2 separate regions of the Homo sapiens genome follow, and region 2 is linked to region 1. The links are chromatin loops, found by intact Hi-C in ENCODE. Cell type or tissue: dorsolateral prefrontal cortex. All regions are shown on one strand.

Region 1 (8,000 bases):
TGATGTTGGGAGATGGTTCTCCATGGGCTTTTTGCATTCCTGCACATTCTTGCTGGATGTGCCAGAAATGCAAGGTTCTTTATTGGGGCCATTTTGCAGGGGTGCATTTGCAATGTGCACCTTGAGAGCTGAGGGAAAGGCTGGGCGCTGTGGCTCATGCCTGTAATCCCAACACTTGGGGAGGCCAAAGTAGGCAGATCACTTGAGGTCAGGAGTTCAAAACCAGCCTGGCCAACAGGGTGAAACTCCGTCTCTACCAAAAAATACAAAAAAAAATTAGCTGGGTGCGGTGGTGTGGCCACCTGTAATCCCAGCCACTCAGGAGGCTGAGGCACGAGAATCGCTTGAACCCAGGAGGCGGAGGTTGCAGTGAGCCGAGATCGCACCACTGCACTCCAGCCAGGGTGACAGAGTGAGACCGTGTCTCAAAAAAAAAAAAAAAAAAAAACAGAGCTGAGGGAAAAGAGCAAGTAAGCCACTGCCTGCTATAGAATGGCTGGTTCTCCACCCTCATTGTTTTTTATGACATGACCCACTGCATGTGTAGGTATCTATGCAGGACCTAATTCTTACCCTTGTGGGAACTGGGGTTCAGGGGGAAAAGCACAAATTCTGATACTCTGGCTACTGCTTTTGCTGTGAGTAATAAAGTCATCTCTGGGGAAAAAAAGAGAAGAATTTAAATTGCCACTCAAAATGCCCATGACAGTCACAATAGTTATAAATGTACTCCCTTCTTTCATGTCTGCACATCTGAGGTTCTACATACAAGGATGATGCTATTAAAGAGAGCTGAAATGTAACTGGTCCCCAAACAAGGTGTCAGTAATAAAGTTTTATTGGAACACAGCCATGCCCATTCATCATGCCCATTGTCTATGGCTGCTGTCCTGCTGAAAGGCGAAGCTGAAGCACTGGGATGGAAGCAGTATGACCACAAATCTGGAAATATTTACTACATGGCCCTTTTCACAACAGTTTACCAAGCCCTGCTCTAAAGCAATGGTTCTAGATCCTGATCACACACTGGAATCACTTGTGGAGTTTTAAAAAAAAATACTAATGCCGATATCCTACCCCCAGAGATTGTATTCAATTGGTCTAAAGAATACAATTGCATAATTGATAAATGAACTTCGGCATGTGGGTTTGTAAGAGTTGCTTCCATCCTGTGATTATAATGTGTGGCCGGAGTTGACAAGTTTTTGCCAAGGTTCCCTGAGCAAGACCCTACCAGAGCAGGGGCTACATCTTCAGAAGGCAACATACTCACAACTTATCTTAGTTCCCCTGCAGAAACTAATCAAAAGCTAATATTGGTATTCGAGTTTCTGTTTTCCCAGAGAAATTGTTTCACAAGTGTCCACCTAAAGAGTATTTCTCTGTCTTCTGAACAACCAAAGCCAGGCATTGACGGTTCTCTTTCTCAATGGCCCTGATGAAAGAATACATTTAATAAAGTCCTTCTAAAATTCAGTGTCAAGAGGAAAAAAATAACTCTTCAGGTAAATTTGTAAACAACCTTTTACCCAGCAACTAGAGCTACAAACACCTAAGTCCTTCATCCTTTACATTGGAACTATAATCTGTCCAGATGGCAGGTATATCTGTTTCTTTGATCCATTTATTATTTATTATTTGTCTTATTTTTAATTGCTCTGTTTTTCTCAATTATTAATTATGCAGATCCTTTTTAAAGGCAAATATTAGTAAATACAGATGTATATGCTTACTTCATAAAAACAATATAGTGTTTTTAAACATGTCTGCTGATGTTTTGACACTTTCACTGTCAAGAGTGGGATGTGTGTCCCTTCCCCTTGAATCTGTGCCAACTGTCATGACTGGTCAACCAATAGAGTACTGTATAGTGATGCTACATGGCTTCCAAGGGCCAACTGCAAAGGACAAAGCCATTTCCACCCAGCTCACTGGAAACACGCTGGAACCCTGAGCCCCTGTCTTAGTCTGCTCAGGCTGCTATAACAAAATACCATAAACAGCACGGCTTAGAAACAACAGAAACTTATTTCTCACAGCTCTAGAGGCTGGGGGGTCCAAGATGAAGGCACCAGCAGATTTGGTGTCTGGTTCATAGACGACATCCTCCCATTGTATCCTCACATGGTAGAAGGGACATGTGAGCTCTCTCTGGGACCTCTTCTAAAGGCACTTATCCCACTCAAGAGGGCTCCACCCTCATGACTTATCACCTCCTAAAGAGCCCACCTTTTAATAGCATCACCTTGGGAGTTAGGATTTTAACATGTGAATTTTGGAAGGACACAAATGTTCAGTCCTTACCAGCCACCATGTAAAGTCCTACCACCCTGAGGACACCATGCTGCAAGGAAACCCAAACCACCCCATGCAGAGAAATGACACAGGGTGGGCCTGAGATAACACAAAGATAAAAACTCCCTGCCAGTCCCCAGATAATCTAGGTTCCGGCTTTTCTAGCTCCAGCCCCATCTGACGACCACCACATTGGAGACCCTAAGCTAGAAGCACCCAGCCATATCCTCCCAAATTCCTGACCCACAGAGACCAGGAGAGATCATAAATGTATTGTTGTTGTTTGATGTCACTATATTTTGGGACAGTTTGTTAGGCTGCAATAAATAACAATACATATATCCATAATAATAGTAACATGCATAACAATCTCCAACAAAGAAGATTTCATGCCTCCGCTTCTCAGTCTCCCTGTAGCCTATCCTATTGTCAGAAAATATTAGTTAGTGACAAAGTTCATCCATTCCAGAAAGAATCAATAGTAGATACTAAAATCATTAGGTGAAAGGTTAATGGAAAACTCAATAGTATCACCCATAGCTTATTTTCTTATCACAAAAGGAGATGCCTTCCTTTACAATAGAGGGATCTGGCAGTCATCACCTTGAACAGAGTAACCAACACAGTATCACAAATAGTGGGACAGTCATCCAGACATTAAGTGCCTCCTGCTGTGATGCAATATGAAATACACAGCATAACCACCTCTGAGCTATTATCACCAAAAATGTAGTGGATAAATTACCCTTGGATCAAGTGACCATCCCTGTACTACAAGAGGTGGCTGAGGAAGAGAGTTGGCTTGAAATGTAACTTACATTGTATAGGAATTACTGGGAAGAGAGAAACAAGATAAACAGGACTGTGAGGAAACTATCAGACAGATCTAGGATGTAGGACAGTCTGCCAAATATCTGGCCTAATTTCTTCCTTTAAAATAAAGAGGAAGACACTTCTAGATTAGGAGAGACTTGAAGGACAAAATTTAACAATTCAATGCCGTGCCATCTTTATATCAAGGTGTGAAAAGAAGCATCTATAAAAGACATTTTGAGGAAAATTGGGACTATTTAAATGAGTCCCAATTTTTCTTCTTTTTATGCTTGTCACATAAAACACAATTGGCACTATTTTCTTAATAGTTAGGTTATTAATGACATTAAGAAAATACTGCCAATTGTGTTTTATGTGACAACGGTATTGTGGTCATGTAGGAACACACCTCTTTTAGAGATGCATACTGAAGTACTTAGGGGAAATATATTACAATATCTGTAGTTTACTTTAAAATAATCCAACAACAGAAAAGAAATACGGAGATAGAGCAAATAGGGAAAAATGTTAATAAGTGTTAAATCTAGGTGGTAGATTGATGGATACCTATTCTACTATTCTTTCTACTGGTCTCAATATTTGAAAATTTTCATGAAAAAAGTATTAAAAGCTTAAAAGTGTATTGAAAGCAATGTTTTTTATTGTTTTGTTTTGTTTTTTGGTTTTTTTTGAGATGGATTCTCGCCCTGTCGCCCAGGCTGGAGTGCAGTGGCGCCGAACTCGGCTCACTGCAAGCTCCGCCTCCCAGGTTCACCCCATTCTCTTGCCTCAGCCTCCGGAGTAGCGGGGACTACAGGCGCCCACCACCACGCCCAGCTAATTTTTTGTATTTTTAGTAGAGACGGGGTTTCACTTTGTTAGCCAGGATGGTCTCGATCTCCTGACCTCGTGATCCGCCCACCTGGGCCTCCCAAAGTGCTGGGATTACAGGCATGAGCCACCACTCCCAGCCAAAAGCAGTATTTTTTTAAAACACTCATCATCCAGCTATTCTAACTCAGGTGACTAATACTACAATTAAATATACATTCTTCAGGAACCCCCACACCAAAAACAAACTGTCAAACAAACAAAAAAAAAAACCCAGCTGATAACCATTCCCCCAGTGCCACCTATTTTATAGAGGATAATTTTGTTGAAAGGAGCAGAGACCCCACACACACGCATTCCCTCAAGCCTGGTAAAGATAAGTGGGGTTTATTACTAAGCTCAAATGATCTCATGAGGAGTCAAGAACAGGAGTAGAGGAGACCCAGAATTAAGGAACAAGAAGTTACCTCATGAGAGTTCGAATAGAGAGTGTTTCTAGAATCAGTGCAGTTGCAGGAACAGATATTCTTGCTTTCCCTCGGCCAGAAGAATCATTCTCTTTCTCTCCCAGACTCATCTTCTTTCTCTCCATCCTCAGTGTGTTGACTTCTCATTGCCATCACAGCTTCCCCGACCCTGACTCAGCTCGCAAGACGTTTCAGCTACAATACCCATATCCAATTGGCAGCTTTCTTTTGTGTTTCTTCATTTCTATTCACCCAAGCAAGACCCTGATTGGCTCAGCTTATCTCTGTGCTGGTACGGTAAGTCCAATCAGCTGCTATGGTTAAGTCCAATCAGCTGTGGCCAGGGAGAAACTGAATCAAGTGATAAAAAGAACAGCAGCTGAGACAACAAGGGCTTTCTGTGAGTAAGTTCCCCCTCTGAGGGGACTGTGGGCAGGGAAGACAATAGCATCCTAAAACAATCTCTATCCTGTCTTATAGAGAGCATTCTGAGCTGCAGGGCGATTTTTGCAAGGATGTGAAGAAGAAATTCCTGGGTTTCTACATCTCTGCACAGGACCATTGTATCCCATGAGATCATTGTCTAGCTGATTAGTATAAAGCAGTGATTATCTCAGAACACAACATTTACCTATGATTTTTCTCTGAACTGAACACATACCTGAAAATAGATGAAGCAAGATGACCAATCCTCTGTCTGGGTTTGAGCAATACAAAACAATCACAGACTTTCATTGAGATCTAATAGTACCCTTTCTTTATTTAGCCAGTAAACATACATTGAGTGAATGTCTGCTGTGTGTGTCACACTTTACTAGGGGAAATGCAGGTACACACAAAGAAGGAGAAGGCAAAGCCTCTGTGGGTAAGAATATTACACTACTGTTGAGTGAAATGATATACACACTCCAGAAAACACAAATAACAAAAGTAATTGCATCAGAGGAGAGCTGTCATAGCTCAATGTATGCTAAGTGTAAAGTGGATGCTACGAGGAAAGCTGGAAAATTCAGATAAAAAGCTTTCTGGAAGGAGATTGGCCTTGGAGGACGGTAAGTAATTTTAAAGAATGTACTTCATGGTAGAGAAAACAATAAGATCGAATGCAAGAAATGTGTCAGGCAAGTCTTGAAAAACAGATCACAGGCAAACCTGATTAAAGAGGATTGTATTGAAGACAAGTGGACGGTCATTTTGAAAAGGGGGATATGGGGACCAGGTGGTGAAGGAAAGACCTTGAATGCCAGGATAATGAGCTTCATCTTCTGAGTAAGGCTTTAGAGTCAGGAAGGGAAGGGATGAGATCAGTGTTTTAGGAAGTGCTAGTGTCAAGGGTAGGCTGAAAGGCCAGAGCGCTTTGCAATTTACAAAGCATCTTCACATATGAGTCATCTACTTCTCTCCTGGCAAATGGTTTCTTATGAGGCTTTTAGAGGCTGGTGCAGGGCAACATTCAGAAATCTACCCAGACTAGAGTTACAGCAATTAAAGAGAGTAAGTTACTGGCGCCAGAATGGTCAGACAGATCAATGATGCAAAATGGAACATCTGGAAACAGACCCAAATATTTATATTTATATATATAAACTTAATATTTTATCATGGTAGCATTTTAAGTCAGCGAAGGAAATAGAATAATTTAATAAATGGTTTTAAGGCAATTGACTAACCACTTAGGGAAAAAAAAATAGGTGAGAGGCCTGCCTTACAACTTACACCAAAAAATTTTTTTGAATGGATGAAGAAGTGGATCTCAAATGTTGGTTGATATTTAATGACCTGGAGAGTTTGTAAAAAGAGAGACTCCCAGAGATTCTGATTCAGTAGTTCTTAGGTGGACCAAGAAACTACAGTCTATAAGCCAGACTGTGATAAACACTTGCTTAAAGACAAATATAAAAGATGAAACTACAAAAGCATTAAAAATAGATAAATATTTATGTGGTTCTTAGGAGGGGAAGCATGACAATGAAAGCAAAAAAAAAAAAAAAAAATTTGACTCCAAAAAAAGTAAATACTCTTTATATCATGTAAACACCAATTTCCCCTTTCCTTCCATTTAGTATAGCTAAAATCTCTGGAATATATATATAAATGAGGAAACCCTGAAGGGTGGAGAGAAGAAGGCAGGAGGCTGGGCCATGCGTGGAAGCTCACATCTGTAATCCCAGCACTTTGGGAGGCCCAGGAGTGTGGATCACTTGAGGTCAGAAGTTTGAGACCAGACTGGCCAACATGGTAAAACCCCATCTCTACTAAAAATACAAAAATTAACCAGGCATGGTGGCAGGTACCTGTAATCCCAGCTACTCAGGAGGCTGAGACAGGAGAATCACTTGAACCTGCGAGGCAGAGGTTGCCGTGAACTGAGATCACGCCACTGCACTCCAGGCTGGTCAACAGAGTGAGACTCCTTCTCAAAAAAGGAAAAAAAAAAGAAGAAGACAGAGGGGCTAAGGACTTTGGGACCTGAGGTGAGCTCCTTGATTTTCTTTTTGTCTCATGAACCCCAGCCTGGATGGTGGAGAAGCCAGCAACCCAGAAATGCCATCAGGTGCAGACAGAAAAGCCCAAGAAAAGCCTGCTCTCTCTAGCCCAAAGAATGTGGAATGGGCAGCCGAGCAGGACAAAAACTTTTAGGCAATGATATGATTGGGCTCTGTGTCCCCACCCAAATCTCATCTTGAATTGTAATCCCTACATATTGAGGGAGGGACCTGGTGGGAGATTATCGGATCATGGGGGCAGTTTCCCTTATGCTGTTCTCATGATAGTGAATTCTCACGAGAGCTGATGTTTTAAAAGTGGGACTTCCCCCTTCACTCTGTCTCTCTCCTACCACAATGTAAGACAAGCCTTGCTTCCCCTTCACCTGCTGCCATGATTGTAAGTTTCCTGAGGCCTCCCAGCAATTCAGAACTGTGAGTCAATTAAACTTTTTTTTTAAATAAATTACCCAATGTGATGGTTAATACTGAGTGTCAACTTGATTGGATTGAGGAATACAAAGTATTGATCCTGGGTGTGTCTGTGAAGGTGTTGCCAAAGGAGAATAACATTTGTGTCAGTGGGCTGGGAAAGGCAGACCCATCCTTAATCTGAGTGGGCACAATCTAATCAGCTGCCAGCGTGACTAGAATATAAGTAGGCAGAAAAATGTGAAAAAAGATTGGCCTAGCCTCCCAGCCTACATCTTTCTCCTGTGCTGGAACACTTCCTGCCCTCAAACATTGGACTCCAAGTTCTTCAGTTTTGAGATTCAGACTGGCTCTCCTTCCTCCTTAGCCTCCAGATGGTCTATTGTGGGATGTTGTGATCATGTGAGTTAACACTTAATAAATTTTCCTTTATATATATATTCCATTAGTTCTGTCCCTCTAGAGAACTCTGACTAATATACCCAGTCTCAGGTAGTTCTTTATAGTAGTGTGAAAATGGACTAATACAGTCAATAACCACTCTATTGTATTCAAACACCACAGAAAAACTGTGGCCTTACCCCTGCTAGCCAAGGCTAAGTGGAGAGCCTGGACTTCCACTTTGACCTGATGGAAACAAGATTTCCCTTCCCCTCCCTGCTGTGGTTGTGTCAGA
Region 2 (8,000 bases), 150 kb before region 1:
GTGTGACCAATAGCAATCAGCTGAAGTAATGCTTTGTCACTTCCAATACTAGGTTATAAAAAGTCAATGACTTCAGTCTTAAGATCTCATGTTCATTCTCTCTCTCTAACACACCTCTCTCTCTCTCTCTCTCTCTCTCCCTCTCTCTCTCTCCTATGACAGGCCAATGTGATAAGGAACTGAAGTCTCCAGCCAACAGCTAGAAAGAAACTGAGACCTGCCAAAAACCATATGAGTGAGATTGAAAGTAGATCCTTCAGCCCCAGTCAAGCCTTCTGATGAGTTAAACACAGAAAAGGGTGAGCAATTCAGATTCATATTGACTCTGAAATATTGAAGTCACCTTTAGGCCATAAATTGCACCCATGTTATGGATATTAGATAGCATCTACTAAAGCCTTCTCATTTTATAGATGAGGAAAATGACACCCAGAAAGGAGAGGGACTTACCCCAGGTCACACAGCAAATGGTAGAAACAAGACCAGGACCCAGGCTCTCTCATATTGTATAGGAGTCTTCTATTACTTTTCCATCATCAAGACTGCTCTTAAATGTTTTCCAATGATGGTGTTCCTGGAGGCAGGCTAAACAGGTCAATCTCAGGCCAAAATTTAAAATGAATAGCAGAAATCATTAATGTATCCCCATGCCCTACTTCACAAATGGATTTTGGGGGGAATTTTGCTTAAATCTGAGACAAGCTAAAGGAAAAGAGAAGAGAGATGCTGATGCTGCATTTTTTTAAGAGCTGGGTCAGAGACACAGAAGAGAGAAATGAAATGAGGTTACTGACCACCCACTTTAAAACATTATACAATTCATATGGATCTTAAGAGGGCACCAAGAAAGAATGTTTATCAATTTCCCATAAAAATATGAAGTCAGTCTTTTAATAAGACACAAATATTGCAACTTCTTGGAGCAATTTTGCTGAGTGGGCTGAACTGGTATAGAATGCCCTTGTTACATATATCTTCACTATAATATACCCACTTAGTAATTTAGTGCTTGAGACCATCAAAATTATTTTGCGTTGCCATGTATTAGATTTCCAGTAATGGACAAAGCATTTTCACTGATCCATCTCTGCATGCACTGTAGTAGTTTAAATACTTTAACATCATTACAATTAAATACAAATGTTCTCCAAATATTTTTACTAACATTTAATTTATTTAAATGTCTAAAGCTACTGAAGTAAAGGTGAATAAGGTGAGTCATGTTAAAATGGTTACTAGCCTGATCGATGGGCCAAGAAGATACTGGGGAAAAAGAAATGGTCCCAAAATTAGCCCATAGTCAGCGATAAATAGGCCTAAATACCGACTGGGAAGCCCTGCTTCACTACTAACAAGAAAGAGGACACTCTCTCCCAACTTAGTTATAACAACAGTCACTACTAACATTTATTGAGCATTTACTCTATGCTAAGCAGTGTACCAAGCACTTCATATGTGTTATTTTGCATAACCTTTATAAGAACCCTATCAGGTAGCTAGTATTACATTTATTTTACCCATTTTATAGATTAAAAATATGAAACTTAAGGAAATTAATTAGCTTTACCAAGATCTACTGGCTAATAAGAGTAGATCTCAGAGATTCAATGACACCAGGCCTCTCTCTCCACCTCTCATTTCTTTTTTTTTTCCCCCACCTCTCATTTCTTTCTCATTCTCAACATCAACTTTATTCTTCAGCCTCCTCCATGTGTCTAGAAATGGGCAAAAGAGGTTCTGGGGTGACATTTATAAAGTTATTGATCCAAGGAAAAGTCTCTAGTTTGCATCCAATCCCAGGGAAGACGTAGATTAGCCTGGCTTAGGCCACATACCCAATTCTGGGTCAATCATTATGTCTGAGAAGGCTCCATGATTACCTATATCCATGGTCATATACCCACCCCTGCGATCAATAAAACAGATGCTATGACTGGCAGCATTATCAGGTTCCATTATTGTAGTGGATCAGCATCCTAAAGGAAGTGGAAGGGTGCCAGACAGACAAAAACAGATACCCACTTTAGTAGCCTGTCGTGGTAGTGGTAAACCCCAGAGTGGAGAAGTGTCCAGGCAATGGTCAGTCCAGAGGAATTCCATAAAGAAGATGAAATGTCAGCTGGGTGCCGTGGCTCATGCCTGTAATCCCAGCACTTTGAGAGGCTGAGGCAGGCAGATCGCTTGAGGCCAGGAGTTTGAGACCAGCCTGGCCAATATGGCGAGACCCCATCTCTACTAAAAATACAAAAATTAGCCTGGCATGGTGGCATACACCTGTCATCCCAGTTTCTTGGGAGGCTGAGGCAGGAGAATTACATGAACCCAGGAGGCAGAGGCTGTGGTGAGCAGAGATCGCACCACTGCACTCTAGCCTGGGTGACAGGGCAAGACTCAGTCTCAAAAACAAAACAAAACAAAACAAAAAAACAGTTGAAACATGAAGAAAGGCATGAAGATGTTAAATATCATAATGCATCCAGAGATCTGCAAGTATTTTAGATGTGTCTGGATAGTAAGATGTGTATGGCAAGGGAGAGAGATCTGAGATTAAAGGCTGTGAAGAACTTTGTACAATACCCTAAGGAGCTGGTGCTTCATTCTAAAAGCAAGGATAAAGTCATTGAAGGGTTTTAAGAAAGGGGAAAATATGAGGGGTTCTGATTGTGAGAAAGATTAGTCTTTGGACAAATATAAAAGGAAGGTTAGGAGTAGAAAAGTCAGTGAGAAAATCTACAATAGTCCAGGCAAGAGAAAGTGAGAAAATGAACAGCAGCAGTTTGCAGTGGGCTTGGTGATCAAGATATATATATATATATATATGCGCGCGCGTGTGTGTGTGTGTGTGTATTTTTTTTTTTTTTTTTTTTTTTTTTTTTTTTTTTTTGAGAGAGACAGGGTCTCACTCTGTCACCCAGGCTGGAGTGCAGTAGCACAATCTCAGGTCACTGCAACCTCCGCCTCCCGGGTTCAAACGATTCTCCCGCTTCACAGTAGCTGAGATTACAGCCTCAAGAGTAGTCAGGATTACAGGTGCCTGCCACCAAGCCCAGCAAACTTTTTGTATTTTTAGTAGAGATGGGGTTTCACCATGTTGGCCAGGCTGGTCTTGAACTCTTGACCTCAAGTGATGCACCCGCCTCGGTCTCCCAAAGTGCTGGGATTATAGACGTGAGCCACTGAGCCCAGCCATTGTCCCTTATATATTAAGGTGGTAGAATAAAGTTGACTATGTCATAACAGTGAGTTATTCATCCCAGTATGTGCATTGGAATTGAGGTGAATTAATTCCTTTTCTGTAACATTTTCTAATAAATTGCATCTACTTCTTGAGCTTAAATTGAATAAATAAAGTATCTCACAAAAATGTAAAGTTTTACTGTATTCATAGCCTTGTGGTTAAGATTATACTCCGTAGGAGATACCAATAAATATGCTTATGTAAATGGCAGACCATCACAGGAGAGTTTATTCGCAAATGAAGTTGTGAGAAATTTCAGCAATAAAATAGCAGATAAAGTAGTGATAATTTAAATTTAATAATTCAGAATATATATAGGTATAATTTTAAAGGGACATGTGTTCCCCCTGGCTAATGTTCTTTCTTGTTTGCCATTTTATGTTCATCAGTTTGTTAATATTCTTTAACCTCCTCTCTTATCTTTAAGACAAAAGGTAATGAACTAGCCCGATGCTTTGTATTCCCATAGTCACTTGGGTTAATAGTTTTCCTTTTCCTCTTCTACTTTCTTTAAATCTATTGAGATTTGTAGCAATAGTTCAGCCATAATTATGACCTAGAAAAATTGTGAATAGGAAAATAGGGCAATCACTTCACTATGTATATGTATATCAAAACATCATATTGTATGCTTTAAATATATACAGTTTTTAAAAGAAAGAAAAATGTGGCTTTTAGTTTTCTTTTTCAATGTATGTTAAGTGCCTAGCGCAGCAGCTGGCCGGAAGGAGGAGCTCAGACGCAGGCAAAACAGGGCTTGATCTGCATCCTGCTAGTCCGTGCCCTCCCATATGCAAATGAAGCCCTGGCAGAAGAAGTCCATCCGTTGAAGTGCTTCCTAGTGAACTCTCTGCCATGTCTGCTATTTAGTTCCTTCTACGTCTTACCCAGAAAATAGAGGCTTGTTTAGGGCTATTATAGTCAGTAATCTTTCATGATAAATAATCATAAATCAGACATGCAGAATATCTACTCTCCTCCTAAAGAAAAAATAAGTAATTTCTTACAATGCCAATCAGTTGGTTTGTTTTTGCTCCAGTAGACTGGCTGAGAGCCATTAATAGAAGGAAATGCACATTGCAGGTAACTGGAAGGATAAATCTTAGTAAAATTAGTACAATAAACCTTTCTCAATTACAAATATACTTCATATAATTCTAATACAGGTGACCCTGGCTTTAAGCCTGCTGCTGAACTTACAATCCTTCCTACTTTGACATTACTGTAAAGACCAAACCCCATACTGAGGACTATTAATTTCTGCAAGCAATGCTTCAGCATTTTGATTGCCAGCCTGATATGCTTACCGAGTATCATATGACAATAACTCAGCTACCATGGTCTACAGGTACACTTAGAGTAAGTGAATCTCTTTCAAGCTGCTCTACATTTTATTTTAGCATGTTTTCTGTAAACTTTTAAATGCCCTGCTCTTCATTGTGTCTAAGAAAAAGATGTGATGGAATGCATAGAGTACCAAAACTACTTAAAAAAAAGGTGAGATAATCCATCTCTTTGAAAAGGAAACATGAGAGTTTTAACAGTAAGAGAAATGAATGTGAATGAGCAAACTTCCAAGTCCACTTGTCACACTCACAAACACAAGCACAACTCTGAAGTTCAAGGAAACATCTCTGGAGACTCTGAAGAGCACTGAGCCAATGCAATGGTATTTTTAAAAATAAAATGGAATGATTTATCACATGGAAGACCTTACATTGTGTGATGGGGGGTGCCAAAGCCATGCTCCACTTCTTTGTCTAGTTGAATAGAGCAAGTCACCTTGGAAAGGGGCTTCCTTAGTCAAAATATAATTTTCAAGGGCCTCTCTTATCTAATAGATACTCACTGCTCCAGAAATGTCTGTAACAGATTTTTTTTTAATGTTCTGACAAAGGCAGGCCCTTGCAGTGTGTAACTTGTGGCAGGAGAAGTTACACCAAGTTTAATGATTTTTCTTTAGGCTTTTTAAGAAGGCAGGAACAAAGACCTCAACACTTGCTCCCCAAAATTCAAAGTTAAGAAAAACAGAGTAGATCAGGATTGGCTGACCCAAGTTCTGCTGGCCAAGGAGACCTAAAGGATATTAAAAGTAAACTCACCACTGGGACTGAGCTGATGTCCAGTTCCAGCACAGGAATCTTAAGAGTTCTGGTCCAGGCTGGAGCTAGAAGCACCTCTAAACTTGATTGCCTGGCACCATAATTCCTGCTTTGAAAATGCAATGGCTGAACATGCAAATTCAAACAACAATGAAAAGGCTCCAGCAATCAAGCCTGTGGCACTACAAGCAGAACCTGGGTAAGCACAAGCATTGTTCCAGGGTCTATAAGAGTCCATTGTAACCTGCAAGGCTAACCTTCAGATAAGATATAGAGCACCTGCAAAAGCACCATCAGGGCTGACCTGTTTCTACATTTATCACACCAGAATTTCAACTGATTAGAAAATTGGAAATGAAGGAAAGTCCATAGAATGAAAACATTAACTGCCTGTTAAAAGGTCATGTCAGGAATTGAACATTTAATTCAATATAAATTCAATAAATTCAAAAATTAATTCAAAGTAATTGTGTTTCTAATGAAATTAAGAAGCAATTCCAGGCCGGGCACAGTGGCTCATGCCTGCAATCCCAGCACTTTGGGAGGCTGAGGCCGGTGGATCACCTTAGCTCAGGAGTTGGAGAGCACCCTGGGCAATATGGTGAAACCTCATCTCTACTGAACGTACAAAAATTAGCCAGGCGTGGTGGCGGGCACCTGTAATCTCAGCTACTCAGGAGACTGAGGCAGGAGAATCGCTTGAACCTGGGAGGTGGAGGTTGCAGTGAGCCGAGATAGAGCCATTGCACTCCAGCCTGGGCGACAAGAGTGAAACTCTGCCAAAAAAAAAAAAAAAAAAAAAAAAAGAAATAATTGCATTTACAATAGCATCCAAAATAATGAAATACTTAGGAATAAAGTTAACAAAAAAAAATACAAAACATACGCTTTGAAAACTACAAAACATTGTTGAAAGAAATTAAAGAAGATCTAAAAACATAGAAAATCGTCCCAAATTCATCGATTTAAAGAATTCATGTTGTTAAAATGGCAATATTCCCCAAACTGATCTACAGTTTCAATGCAATCCTAATCAAAACCCGAGCTGCCTTTTGGAAGAAACTGACAAGCTAATCCTGAAATTCACATAGAAATGCAAGAGACCCAGTATAGCCAAAACAATATTGAAGAAAAATGAAGCTGAAGGATTCACACTTTCTGATTTACTACAAAACTTACTACACAGCTGAAATAATCAAGACAGTAGTGTGCTACTGGCATAATGATAGACATATAGAGTATAATTGAGAATTCAGAAATGAACCCATACATTTATGCACAATTGTTTTTCTACCATGATACCAAGACCATTTAATGGAGAAGGAATAGTCTTTTCCACAAATGGTTCTGAGAAAACTGGATATTCATATACAAAAAAAAAAATGTGTACCACTTCCATACACAAAAATGAACTAATTTTTAATTCAAAATAATTGTGTTTCTAATGAAATTAAGAAGCAATTCCAGGCCAGGCACGGTGGCTCATGCCTGTAATCCCAGCACATAAAAGTTGATCATAGTCCTAAATGTAAGAGCTAAAATATAAAACTCATAGAAGAATGCTGTATTAGGGTTCTCTAGAGAGACGAAACTAGTAGGAGATATATATATATAAAATACTTAATAAACTTCCCTTTACATATATATATCATATATATGATATAGTTATATCATATATATGATATATATAATAGTTGTATCAACTAACACTCTACTGTAAAAAGCATGAGTCTCCCCATCAATCTGCATCCTCACCTGCATTTTGTTTTTCAAACTTCTTGATTTTTTGCATTTTATGTGCACATATATATGAGATATATATATAAAGGGAAGTTTATTAAGTATTAACTTACACAATCACAAGGTCCCACCATAGGCTATCTGCAAGCTGAGGAGCAACAAGAGCCAGTCTGAGTCTCAGAACTGAAGAACTTGGAGTCCCTTGTTGGAGGGCAGGAAGCATCCAGCCCTGGAGAAAGATGTAGGCTGGGAGCCTAGGCCAGTCTCTCATTTTCATGTTTTTCTGACTGCTTTATATTCCCTGGCAGCTGATTAGATTGTGCCCACCAGATTAAAGGTAGATCCGCCTTCCCCAGCCCAGTGACTCAAATGTTAATCTCTTTTGGCAACACCCTCACAGACACACCCAGGATCAATAGTTTGTATCCTTCAATCCAATCAAGTTGACACTCAGTATTAACCATCACACATACATAGGTGCAAATCTTTGTGGTCTTGTATAGGACAGTGGTTTCTTAGATGTAACACCAAAAGCACAAGAAACAAGAGTTTCTTGAAAAGGACAAATTTGACTTTATAAGAATTTAGAATTTTTATCCTTCAGAGGACACCACCAAGAAAATGAAAAGACAACCTGCAGAATGATAGAAAATATCTGCAAATATTGTTTACAATAAAGAATCTGGTATCCAGAGTGTATTCTAAAAACTATCGTAAAGTCACCAATAAAAAGACAATTCAGTTTTTAAAGGGGTAAAGGAATTTTTTTTTTTTTTTTTTGAGATGGAGTCTCACTCTGTCACCCTGGCTGGAGTGCAGTGGAGCGATCTCTGCCCACTACAAGCTCCACCTCCCAGGTTCACGCCATTCTCTTGCCTCAGCCTCCCGAGTAGCTGGGACTACAGGCGCCTACCACCACA

What was found. Hi-C counts contacts between places; a loop is a spot of excess contacts. Peaks named below come from ENCODE experiments on the same cell type or tissue, not always from the same donor. Only the 100,000 strongest peaks of a DNase experiment are listed, where the experiment ranks them.
Region 2: it touches region 1 in a loop (2.8-fold over the local background); 5 of 110 quality-filtered maps call a loop at or near these places.

Annotation. Positions count from the first base shown.
Region 1 is chr18:51,388,664-51,396,663 of GRCh38, reverse strand. It overlaps LINC01630 (long intergenic non-protein coding RNA 1630), which reads right to left and starts at 4,622. Exons shown (of 3, transcript NR_040074.1): 1 at 4,407-4,622. In dorsolateral prefrontal cortex, no CTCF peak of the experiment used is centred here; a DNase peak (open chromatin) is centred at 4,733; H3K4me3 peaks cover 1,841 bases; H3K27ac peaks cover 4,218 bases.
Region 2 is chr18:51,533,686-51,541,685 of GRCh38, reverse strand. The region is part of intron 1 of LINC01630 (long intergenic non-protein coding RNA 1630); the gene reads right to left. Among named protein-coding and RNA genes, the nearest start is that of LINC01630, 150 kb to the right of the region's middle. In dorsolateral prefrontal cortex, a CTCF peak has its summit at 3,967 (motif pointing right); a DNase peak (open chromatin) is centred at 3,985; H3K4me3 peaks cover 504 bases.